Regions from separate parts of the Homo sapiens genome. Here regions 1 and 3 are each linked to region 2. The links are chromatin contacts, found by Hi-C or POLR2A ChIA-PET in ENCODE. All regions are on one chromosome and are shown on one strand. Each heading gives the region's core, a stretch centred on a gene start or an enhancer-like site at or near the end of the contact. The rest is flanking DNA. Distances are from core to core; before and after follow the strand shown. Region 1 holds the start of DSTYK (dual serine/threonine and tyrosine protein kinase). Region 2 holds the start of NUCKS1 (nuclear casein kinase and cyclin dependent kinase substrate 1). Region 3 overlaps RASSF5 (Ras association domain family member 5).

Region 1 (3,652 bases), core at 33-2,532, 540 kb before region 2:
TCTCCCTTCCAATCTAAAGTTATTTCCTAATTAGACGCAGTAGTTAACAAATCCTCCAGTTCCCCACCAACAGCAGTTTAAAAGGAAGCAAGACGTTAGGAAAGATTAAAGACTGCACGATTTTAAGTGTTTGGGGGCCTCTGGCACATCCTAGAAAGAATCATGCAAGAAAGAACAAGAGTAGCTAGTTCTCCATTGGCTCAGGACCAAAATGATCCCTTCCCTCTCTTCTTCACCTTAAGCATGAGCAACATCTCTGGCAATTCCGTGGCACCCATCAGATATGATTTCCTCTGGCGACCCCCAACCCTATTTAGAGAATGTCCCCTCTTCACAGAGCTGCCTCATGATTGGTGTGAACACATTTCACATACATCATCAAACCCACACACCCGACTACAGTCCCATGGCCTCCTCGGACTCCCGGGACTCGCTGCCGCCTCTGCTCCATCTCTAAACTGGGGCTCTGACCCACAACGGCGCACGCGCCCGCCCCCAACTCAGAGCAACTTTCCCCACTCCTCGGATTAACTGCTACCCTCTCCGAACGCCGGCCCGCCCCAGGTCCGTCAGCGCACACCCCGGTCCCCGGGGTCCCGCTCCGGGAACTCCGGCCCTCGGTTGCCCCTGGCTCCCGGTCCCCCAGCGGGCCCCTTCCTCCCCTCCTCAGAAGGATGCCCTCCCAAGGTATCCCAGATCCGGCCGGCCCATGCCCGGGGACCCGGCCACACGACACGACTGCCCCTTTCCGCCTGCCCGAGAAGACTCGGGCTTGTTTTGCAGGGCAGGGGTGCGGTCCGTCCTCCGATTTGCCTCTCCTGCCCTCTCTCCCTCCGGGCTGCCCTCCTTACCCGCCTGCAGCCCGGTTTCGGCGACATCGCCTGCAGGGCCGCGCTCGGCCCCGCCGCCGCCCGTGAGGGAGGAGAGACAAGTGTGGTTGTGGGAGCACTTGATGTCGCGGAAGAACTTCTGGGTCTCGCGCAGGTTCTGTCGCAGCCGTCCCAGGTAGCGGCGGTAGCGGCCGAAGCCCCGGCACAGCTCGCGGATCATTCCGCCGCCGCCGGGGCCGGGACCCGAGACGGGCTCGCTGCCCCATGGCACCCCGTCGCCCTCCATCGCCTCTGCCCGCTCTGTCTTTGCGGCTCGGTCCCCGGCCGCAGGCCCGGCCTCCCTCCTCCCCGCCCCCCAGTGCCGAAGGGAGGAGGAATCCGCCTCCTGACGCCCCCGCCTGCAGTCAGCCTGGCTCCCAACCTCCGTCACTGCCGTTGCAAACAAACCAAACCGCAGTGCGCCGCTATCGGAACCTTTCTCTCCACTATCCAGAAGCGTGAGGGAAGGATCGCTGGAGGACACCCTCGCCGCGGGGTCTCCTGGGACTTGCAGTCCGGGCTGGGACCAAACGCCAAAACCTCAAGGCTGGAGAAGGGGAGGCTGTGGATGGGACTGATCCCTTTTGGAGAAAACCCTCACTCGTTCTTGTGTTTTCGCGCTCTCTTCATTTTAAAAAGTGTTCCTAATCCCTCTATGAGCGTCCCTGAGGAGAGGGAGGAGCTGCAGGACCTGAGTGCCAGCAGAAGTGGGGGGGCCTTACCGAAATCGTAGCGAAAGATGTTAATAGTAGAGAAAAGGAAGGAAACAAGACTGAAGACAGTCATCTCCATGGCTACCCTAAGTGGCTCTCTAGTGTTTCGGATACAGTAGATACTGGGGAATCGGCTAAAAGTACCCTGGAAATCGGCTGAAAGTACCCTGGAAATAGGGAAATCTCTTATATTTGCATTGCGTTCCCCTTTTCCAACTTTCCTTCTCCAGACTTGGAAAGGAAGGGTGTGAAAGGATCAACAAGAGCTGTAAGCTGAACTTCAGTGGGTTCCTGAAGTAGGGAGACCGGACTGGGTAAGGGGAAGTTGAGGTTTGTAGCCTTCCAAACTATTTCTGATTATCTTAACTTGGTTTCTGCTAATATGGAGGACTTTCATTGACACACACAGTCACAGACTCCTGGACACAATTACAAAGGGGGCAAAACTTGACGTCACCTCTTTTGTGCTTCCTGAATTATCTCTCCCCTCTTCACCAGGCACAGAGCCCATCTGTATCTTTCTTGCTATAGAAAGACACCGTCTTTTACCTAGGCCAGACTTCTTCTCTGATAGGCTACATGATGTAGTTCCTTGACTGAAATTAAGAGGAGATTTGAGTTTGGATCTGGACTCTTCCTATACCTTGCATTGTGATCTCGGGCAAGACCCCGTTTCATCTTCTATAAAGTAAGGGTTTAGAATGGCAGATCTTTAAGCCCTTTTGGTTTTAAATTTTTGTGAGTCCTGCTTCAGAAATTTTACTTCTCCTGACCTCTCATCGCAGAACACCCAGGTGTTCTTAGCCAAATGATGTCGTGATATTTGGATTAATTGTTGTAAGATGTGAAGGCCTTACCTTTCCAGGGGCATTAGCATTTTATAAAAAGGGGTCACTAATTCAAATGAATCTGTATTTGATAAATGTCTGTGAGGGCTGACTGCAAGGAGGGAGCCTCATGCTCCTTCCCATTTACCCACTCCCCCTTCTGCCTTTTACTTGGTCACGTATTTTCCATCAGCCATTCTTCTTTTGCAAGATTATATTCCCCATGCAATCCCCAAAGGTTCAGTAAAATAGAAATGAAAATTAAAAATGGGAATTTTAATACAAAGTAGATACTATTTTTAAAATAGAAGAGCTGTAAGAAAGCAATGTGTAATGATTTGCCACACACACGAATTTCTAGCACAGGAGATCAGATAAGAGCACTCAAGCTGGAGTTATCCAGAAAAGGAATCTATCTTGAAGAAGGGGCAAAATTTAGATAGGTGGAAGTAATCAGAGAGGGCATTATTTCAGGTAAATATCACAAAGCCCACCCTTTTAAAAACTATTCCTTAGTACTTTGCATTTATTTTCAAAATAAGTAATACACGAATGTGGTATAAAATTCAAATGGTGCAAAGGATATATAAGGAAAAACTAAGTCTTTCTTAGTTTTTCTGTTCACCTCCCAGTCACCTAGTTCCCCTCCCAGGAGGCAACCACTGTTGTAGATATAAATCATGTATAAATAGATCCTATATATGTATTTATATATGTGTATGCATGTATTTTAAATACAAATGATAGCATACGTAATACATATTTGATTATGGCCTTGCAGACTTCTGTACCAAAACATAAAGGTCTGTTTCATTCTTTTTAACTGTGTAACATACTACCACATGGATTGGCATGTTTTATTTAACAAGTCTTCTATTGGCGGACCTTTAGGTTTTTTGCAGTCTTTTGATATTAAAAACAATACTGCAAGAACTAATCTATGTACATCATTTTGAATATGTGTAAGTATATCTCATACCTATTTTTGATCTGTTGAGAAAGGCAATAATTTTTTGCTATTTAAAATCTTAAAAAATGCAAGTGACAATGAGCCCTTTGTAAATCATAATAACTTACCAATTAAAATACATATTTTCTTCAAATATCTAATTCAAAGGACAAATGGAGAAAATAAAGTTTTGAACGGTAAGAAGAGAGGGTTTAAGTTGGTATAGAAAAGTATTTCCTGGCTGGGCACAGTGGCTCACACCTGTAAACCCAGCACTTTGGGAGGCCAAGGTGG
Region 2 (3,684 bases), core at 456-2,955:
GCCAAAAAAATTACGCAAACTATACTCTGAAAGAGCTATCCAGACTCCTTGCCAAAAGGCCAGCATAACTTTCAGAGTAGAGATCGTGAGTTACCACAGATGCTGATTGAAACAGAGCTAACAGCAGCTTTCTCCTCATTCCCACCCCGTGTGTAGGAGTACGCAGTCTCATACCACCACCAGTTGGAGGATGATCTAGTCTGGAGACAGAACGGTGTAGAACAAAACCCTTGCCAGGGTCCCAAACCTCTCTTTAGAACTCTAATTAAAGGTACTTCCGTTTCCCACACAACTTGGAATGAAGGGGAAGCAACGACTGTTAAAACATTTAAAAACTAAGCCTTTATCTATTTATTTAGAAAACACACTATGCAAAGAAGCCAATTCCTTACATTAAAAATATTTATTTGCAACAGCTCTCCTTTTTAAGGCCTCAACAGATTGGACTAAACCACACCCCTCCATAAATGGCACATTCCATACAATAGCCTGGAGAATGGCATAGGACGATTCCACCGACAGCTGGGGGAATAGCAAACTTGTTGAAATTCCGAGAATGAAGTCTGATGGTTACCCGAACCTAGCCCTTTTATTACTAAAGTCACTCGGGGACAAGAGGGTTACAAAAATATCCCGAGACGCGTACGCGGGTGAGAGTGGAACGAGAACCACACGGGATTTGGGCCGTGCTGTTAACCCGCACCTCCCTGAGTACGGACATTTCCCCGAGGAAGGACATTTCTAGTCGGAGAGAAAGAGCGAACTTTGGGGTTAACTCTCTCAAAACTCTGAGGTGGGGAGAGAGGCAGCAGCCCATTATTTTCCAGGATCCAGTCCCGAACTCTCACTTTTGCCCGGGGGGAAAAAAACGGGTCCCGCCCACGCTCGGCCCGATCCGGGAGGCGGGGCCTGCAGCGACCCCGAAGGACAGAGGCGGGGCCGGTTGGCAGTGCTGCCCCTCCCCCTTTGCCAGGAACACCCCCGTCCGCTACAGAGAGGGCTCAGGGCCCCCACCCCCGCGCCAGTCGCTGGGGGAAGGGGCAATACGGGTGCCTCCGCCCCTCCTCGCTGAAGGTGGGGAGTGGAGCTCGAGTCCGCCCGCCTCCCCGCGCTGGCTCCAAGGGGACGGCCCCGAGGAGGTGGGGCCTCTTGGGGGCGCTGACTTCACACCCCTCCCCCTCCGGCCGCTGGCGGCTCAGGGACACCCCGCCCGCTCTAGTGCGGTGGGTGGGGGAGGCAGCTGAGCAGACCGGAGCCCTGCAGCGGCGCGGGGCGGGGAGGGGCGCGCGCACGGGCGCGCAGCCACCACCCCCGCGCGCCAGCAGGGCCCCCCACGCTCAAGGGTGCGCGCGGGCCCCGAAAGGGAGGAGGCCGCGCGCGGCACCGGGGATGGCGGACTCTAGCCTTCTGTCCCCCACTCTTTTCACCACTCGCCCCCATCCCCCTCCAACCCGCTCCAGGCCTCAGACTCCGCACTGACCTGACAGGCCGCGACATGTTCGCTGTCGAAACAGGACCGAGTCGAGAAGCCAAAGACCAGGACCCCCCCCACCCCGCGCGCTCGGCGCCCCACCCCCCCCGAACTTCAGCCGATGGGACCGCTGCTGCCGAACCCCGAGCTGCTGGCTTCTCAAACTCCGCTGCTCTTTGGTTCAGGGCTCCTGGAACAGACGAGCCCCCCGCTCCCCCGTCTCTTCAAAATGGATGAATCAAACCAGCCGAAAATGCGCCAAAGCCGCCGTGCAACCAAACCCACTAGGGTTTGTGCGCTCCTCCCCAACACGCCTGCTCATTGGAGACTTCTGCCAGATGCGCCCAGATCATTAGTCCGTTTGAATCATCACGTCTTCCAGGCCCCGCCCTGCTCTCTGATAGGCTCCACCTTCACCGTGGGGGTCCTGTTAGTCAAGATGCTCTGAGAGCGCACGGCCGCAAAACAAAAATGGTCGCTGCTTAGCCCGCCCCCTGGTTTCCACTCCAGAGTTGCAGATTCGTCTGGGGTCGTATCTTAGAAAGACTAGAAAAAAAGATTTATGTAGGGTTCAGCGTTGCTCAGTGTTAGTTTAATGGTGTTTCATCTCGTCTGCCTTGATCACCTTGAAAATCCTCTAATAGCAAAACCCGTGGGAGAGGCAGCAGATTCGTCACTGCGGGGCTGCTACAGAATTGGAGGGAAATTCCTTAGGTTCAAAAAATTTGACCTTAAACCTACAAGCCCCTTACCCTGGCTTCGGCATTAACCCTCAGGGACCAAATGAGGCTGCTGGAGTAGAGAGGCAGGATCATAATCAAGGAATATCTTCACCCCCAATTACCATTCTCCATTCTGGACCTTGAGATCCACTTCAGGGTCATTAAAGTCCCAGTCTGGTGCATTACTATTTTAAGAAAAGAGTCAGGTGTACAATAACTAAGAGCATGAGCTCAGGGGCCACAAGGTATTTCAGGTGGAATCCCAGGTCCACTACTTAATGGTGGTATAACTTTCCTTCTCTGTGCCTCAGTTTTCTCATCTGTAAAATGGGAAACAAGGGTACCTAACTGCATAGGCTTATTAGTATTAAATGAGTTGATATATCTATCAAAAGTCTTTAGGATAGTCTCTGGCTCACAGTAAGTGCTACGTAAGTGTTAAATCCAAGTTTTAAAAGATGATTCCGTCCCTGGGTAGAGATGGGTGGAGCTGGCTCAAGACCCTATGAATTCTATTGATTTACCCTTGCACTTTGAAAAACAAAACAAAGACTCTTCGAAGTCATATAACTGAAAGTAACGCACATCATTTCACTTAAATCCGTGAGCATTTGTTGGATGCCTAATACTCTCAAAGGCAGAGCTCAGGATTCCTATGTGAATGGCTAAGGCTGAGTCTGCTATCGAAAATAGACGTCAATCCCTGTCACAGTCAAAGCGATCATTTTTGTTTGGTGGCTGTGCGCTCTCAGAGCATCTTGACTAACAGGACCCCACGGTGAAGGTGGGGCCTATCAGAGAGTAGGGTGGGGCCTGGAAGACGTGATGATTCAAACGGACTAATGATCTGGGCGCATCTGGCAGAAGTCTCCAATGAGCAGTCAGTTAACAACCAATTGAAGATACACTTTCCAAACAACAACAACAAAAAACACACCACATCTGCCTCCTGAAAGTCTCCCTTTGTAAAATCTGGCTTCCCAAAAAGAAGAGAATAGCACAGTCCACCAGTGAAGCATTAAACAAATTAATATCTTTTGTCTCTTCCATGTCATTCCACCCTCTGTCCCTCTTATTTTTATTTTTAATTTTTATTTTTTCGAGACGGAGTCTCACTCACTATGCTCCCCAGGCTGGATTGCAGTGGCACGATCTCTGCACACTGAAACTTCCACCACCCGGGTTCAAGCGATTCTCCTGCCTCAGCCTCCCAAGTAGCTGGGATTACAGGCGTGCTCCACCATGCCCAGCTAATTTTGGTATTTTATTGTGGAGATGGGGTTTCACCATGTTGGCCAGGCTGGTCTTGAACTCTTGACCTCAAGTGATCTGCCTGCCTTGGCCTCCCAAAGTGCTGGCATTACAGGAGTGAGCCACCGCACCCGTCCCCCGCAATTTTTTTAAATTGTGGTTAAAAAAAAAATACATAACATAAATGTACCACTTTAACTGTCTCTAAGTGTACAGTTAAGTGGCGTTAAGTACATTCAC
Region 3 (3,851 bases), core at 1,009-3,508, 810 kb after region 2:
CCTCATATTTGTTCATTTTTTTCCTATCAGGGATCTGACCCTGGAAGTGGGGCCAGCTTCCATTCTTATCAATTTCCCAAATGCCTACAGGTGGTGGCCATTTAAGGCTTTGACATCTGAGCGGGAACACAGGCGTTCTGAACTCTTGGCATGTTAAACAGGCTCTGGGACCCCAGGACTCTGGCACCGGCCCAGAGCATTGGGGTGAGTGCTCTGAGGACAATACAGCTTTCTGCTTGCAGAATGTCAGAGCACCTCGCTTTATAGATGGAGAAACTGAGGCCCAGAGAGGTGGAAGGACGTCACTAGGCCACACATCTGTTTGGGTAGAGCCAGGACTAACACCCCTCCAGGACTCCTTGTCAAGTTCTCTTCTTCTTGGTCTTTTCCTACTCAGTAGATGACCCAGGATAGACCGTAGGTCTTGTCCTCTCAGAACCTTCTACAAAATGGAACACTCAACTTCAGGCTGGGTCAGGTTTTGAAAGGTCCTTCCCATCCCTCCATTCCTTAAGGCATGCTAGCTAAGGGGACATTGACCCTACACTTGATTTTAGCAGGTAGTCCCTGTAATCTTACAACTTTAGTGACTTAAAAGTTCTTCTTGGTGTCTATCCTACAACTGAAATATGTTAATAGATAAACCTCTATCTTCCCACTGGAGACTCCTCCTCATGTGTGTTTTTCTCTGTGGATACAAAGAACAGAAGGTTGACTATATCTACAGTTAAATATTTTTCTTTTTCTTTTTTTTTTTTTTTTTTTGAGATGGAGTTTTGCTCTTGTTGCCCAGGCTGGAGTACAATGACGCGATCTCGGCTCACTGCAACCTCTGCCTCCCAGGTTCAAGCAATTCTCCTGCCTCAGCCTCCTGAGTAGCTGAGATTACAGGCACCCACCACCACACCCAGCTAAGTTTTGTGTTTTTTTTTTTGAGTAGAGACAGGGTTTCACAATGTTGGCCAGGTCTTGAACTCCTGACCTCAGGTGAACCCCTACCTCGGCCTCCCAAGGTGCTGGGATTACAGGAGTGAGCCACCGCACCCGGCCTATAGTTAAATATTATACTTAAGTACATAGAAAACACACTCCCATGCCCCCATCTGCCTAGGCTTTCTTGGGTCTACAGTGACACCATTGAATTCTTTTTCTTCAAGGAAGATGCAAGAGGAAGAGGGTCCTGGAGGTCAGATCCTACACTGCTCCCTGTTCCCTGCCTGTAATTGTTCCATCTCCTCCTGCCTGGCCAGTCAGCTCCTCCCTGGACAGGATCCCTGTGGTACTCCAGGGGCACTAGCCAACCCCACAGCCCTGGGACAGTTGGGGAGGTCCCCATCTCTCTGCTAGCAGCAGGCACACCCAGGCCTCAGGCATGGCACCTGCCCCTCACCACCTCGGCATGAGAGAAAAGAAAAGATTACTAAAAATAAGTTAGCTCCAAATTTCAGCAATAAAAATAAAACTAGAATCTTTGGAACCACTGGCCCATTTGACTGTTTTTTATGTGCTGTCTCAAAGGCTTACATGGCCCAAGACTAGTCCCAGAAGAGATTTCAGACTGGCACAGCCTCCAGATAGCCTCATTTAGAGATGCCGTCCGAACTCCACACTCGTGGGATTCACTGCCCGCTGCCTCCTCTGGCCCTTCCCAGTATTGTCCGTCCTATAAGATCAGAACTCGCATCTCCTTCAGGTCCAACAACATCAAGTACTTGGTTACAAAAGCCAGTATTGGCCGGGCGTGGTGGCTCATGCCTGTAATCCCAGCACTTTGGGAGGCCGAGACGGGCGGATCACGAGGTCAGGAGATCCAGACCATCCTGGCTAACCTGGTGAAACCCCATCTCTACTGAAAAATAGAAAAAATTAGCCAGGCGTGGTGGCAGGCTAACTACTTGGGAGGCTGAGGCAGGAGAATGGTGTGAACCCGGGAGGCGGAGCTTGCAGTAAGCCAAGATCGTGCCACTGCACTCCAGCCTGGGCGACAGAACGAGTCTCTGTCTCAAAAAAAAAAAGCCAGTATTGACCAAATACTGCTTGGGTTGAATTGCTGCATCTTCTCTCTTGCATCCTGTACAATCAGGATGGACTAACTTGAAACAACCCCTGCTTTTCAGTCATTGAATATAATCAGAGGTTTATTTCCCCCTTTACTTAAAAAAGTTAGATTGGCAGGTGGGGATCAGGATAACACATGGGAAGCTTGTGGGCCAGACCCGGAAATGGTGGGTGTTTCTTGCAACCACGGGCCATTGGCTGGAACTCAGTCACGTGGCCACACCTAACCACAGGGGAGGTTGGGAAGTGAAGTACAGCTGTGAGCCCTGGTAGAAAAGGAAGCAGGTTGTGGTGAGCATTTAGCTGTCTCTGCCACACATGCCTCCTGCCACCGTTTCTGCGCCAGGCACCTGGGAAGCTCTGCTCATAACTGCTTGGTAAAGGACATGACCTGTTTCTTTGACCTTGTACCTCTCTCTCATCTGTCACTGAGGATATTCTGTTCTTGGGATTGGGTCCTGTCTCCCCCATCTAAACTGGAAATCTCTTGAGGACGGGTGCTTTTCCTCACTCAGCACTTCTCTGGTTTCTCTGTAGCATCTGAAACCTTCAGTGTTGCATCAAGGTGGCCTCAACCACCTGCACCAGAACTACTCTTTGAGAATGGAGTTTCAGGGGCCCTACTCCAGAGCTACTGGCTCCTGAATCTTTGGAGATGGGACCCTGGATTCTGCTTTTCTAATACTTTTCCCAGGTGATTCTCATATATGCTGCAATCTAGGAACCACCTGTTTAGGAAATATTTGGTAATTGACTGCTTACCCCAATTGGAATGCAAGAAGAGAATGTGTCACAGATTCCTAAGAGGTTCCTAGGCTGGAAACTGAAGTCTAGAGAGGGAAGAGGATTTGCCCCCAGTCACACAGCTCAGTAGAGACAGATTCAAGGAGTCAGGCCCCCTGGGTCCTGCTCAGAGCTTTCTCTGCTAGTCTCATCACCACAAGCTGAACTCTTATTTCAAGGCCCTTTGAGATCTTGATGGCACATGATGTAAGGGAAGACACACAGCACTAACTGTAAATGAAGTCCTCCCTTCCCATCCAGCTCAAGCCACTAAGAGGTTATGGCCAAGTCATTTCAATCATCAGACTCAGGTACTTCATCCTGTCCTTCTCAACAAACACCCTTGTCATGTGAGTGTCCTTATCTTCCCTGCTGAGAGTCCCTTGCCTCTTTGCATGGGAACAGACCCTTTTTACTAGTTTCTCATGGGCCTGGTAGGGATTCTAGATATTGGCTGCCAAGTTCTCTAAACCATAAGGACTTCCCCTAGGGAGGGGTCAGAGAGACGACCTCCTCCAGGACCACCTGGAACTCACCCAAGACATCCTTGTTCACACGCCGCTTAGTCCAGGCCATCCCTCACTCTCTGTTCTGGTTCCTCCCCTCCTGCCCTCCTTCTGTCTTCACAGGTTTAGATAGTTTATCCAGAATCAGCTTTTCCCTATAAAGCAATTTCACTTACAGTTTGGGACACATAATATCCACCCACCCAAGCAGTTTAGGGAGAAAAGAAGAAAGATTTTATGCCAGTATCAAACCTTGAATCCCAGGTCTTATTGCACACTGTCAGATCAGGCTTTGGATCCAACTCCCAGCCTAGGAGCTTGAAGGGGTCCTAGCTTGGGGACCTCGATTCTCTTCTCTTCTGCTCTTCACTTACCAGGTACCCCACACCTGTGTATCTTCTGGCTTTGGGAGCTCCCTGGGTGGGGAACTGAGACCTGTCCTGCAGGTCCTTGGTTTCTTCTTCTTCATGGTTTAGTCTACCTCAAAGAGCATGGGGTGGGGAT

The links. Hi-C counts contacts between places; a loop is a spot of excess contacts on that map. ChIA-PET counts read pairs that join two places held with the same protein, here RNA polymerase II (POLR2A). Pooled maps may share reads with other maps.
Region 1: a map of naive thymus-derived CD4-positive, alpha-beta T cell shows a loop between it and region 2 (17-fold over the local background). The contact joins the promoter of DSTYK here to the promoter of NUCKS1 in region 2. A Hi-C loop is called at or near these places in 3 of 168 maps with a recorded cell type or tissue (CD8-positive, alpha-beta T cell and naive thymus-derived CD4-positive, alpha-beta T cell), 1 of 37 single-sample maps with no recorded cell type and 9 of 50 pooled maps.
Region 3: a loop to region 2 is called in a pooled map, with 4 times the contacts of the local background. The contact joins the enhancer-like site here to the promoter of NUCKS1 in region 2. A Hi-C loop is called at or near these places in 8 of 50 pooled maps. POLR2A ChIA-PET finds 5 or more read pairs at or near these places in 3 of 52 experiments (CD4-positive, alpha-beta T cell, activated CD4-positive, alpha-beta T cell and activated naive CD8-positive, alpha-beta T cell).

What each region holds. Positions count from the first base shown.
Region 1 is chr1:205,210,420-205,214,071 of GRCh38, forward strand. It overlaps DSTYK (dual serine/threonine and tyrosine protein kinase), which reads right to left and starts at 1,283. Exons shown (of 13, transcript NM_015375.3): 1 at 852-1,283. The coding sequence starts at 1,116. RefSeq lists silencers at 613-662, 1,083-1,212.
Region 2 is chr1:205,748,477-205,752,160 of GRCh38, forward strand. It overlaps NUCKS1 (nuclear casein kinase and cyclin dependent kinase substrate 1), which reads right to left and starts at 1,706. Exons shown (of 7, transcript NM_022731.5): 1 at 1,481-1,706. The coding sequence starts at 1,497. RefSeq lists a silencer at 880-1,479 and an enhancer at 1,900-2,149.
Region 3 is chr1:206,560,918-206,564,768 of GRCh38, forward strand. The region is part of intron 2 of RASSF5 (Ras association domain family member 5); the gene reads left to right. It overlaps LOC124904494 (a long non-coding RNA gene), which reads left to right. Exons shown (of 2, transcript XR_007066831.1): 2 at 91-1,477. Among named protein-coding and RNA genes, the nearest start is that of EIF2D, 50 kb to the right of the region's middle. Within about 2 kb of position 2,259, at least 9 of the 41 ENCODE cell types and tissues checked have a DNase peak (open chromatin) inside an H3K27ac peak, as active enhancers do; they include CD4-positive, alpha-beta T cell, where a contact is called at or near this core.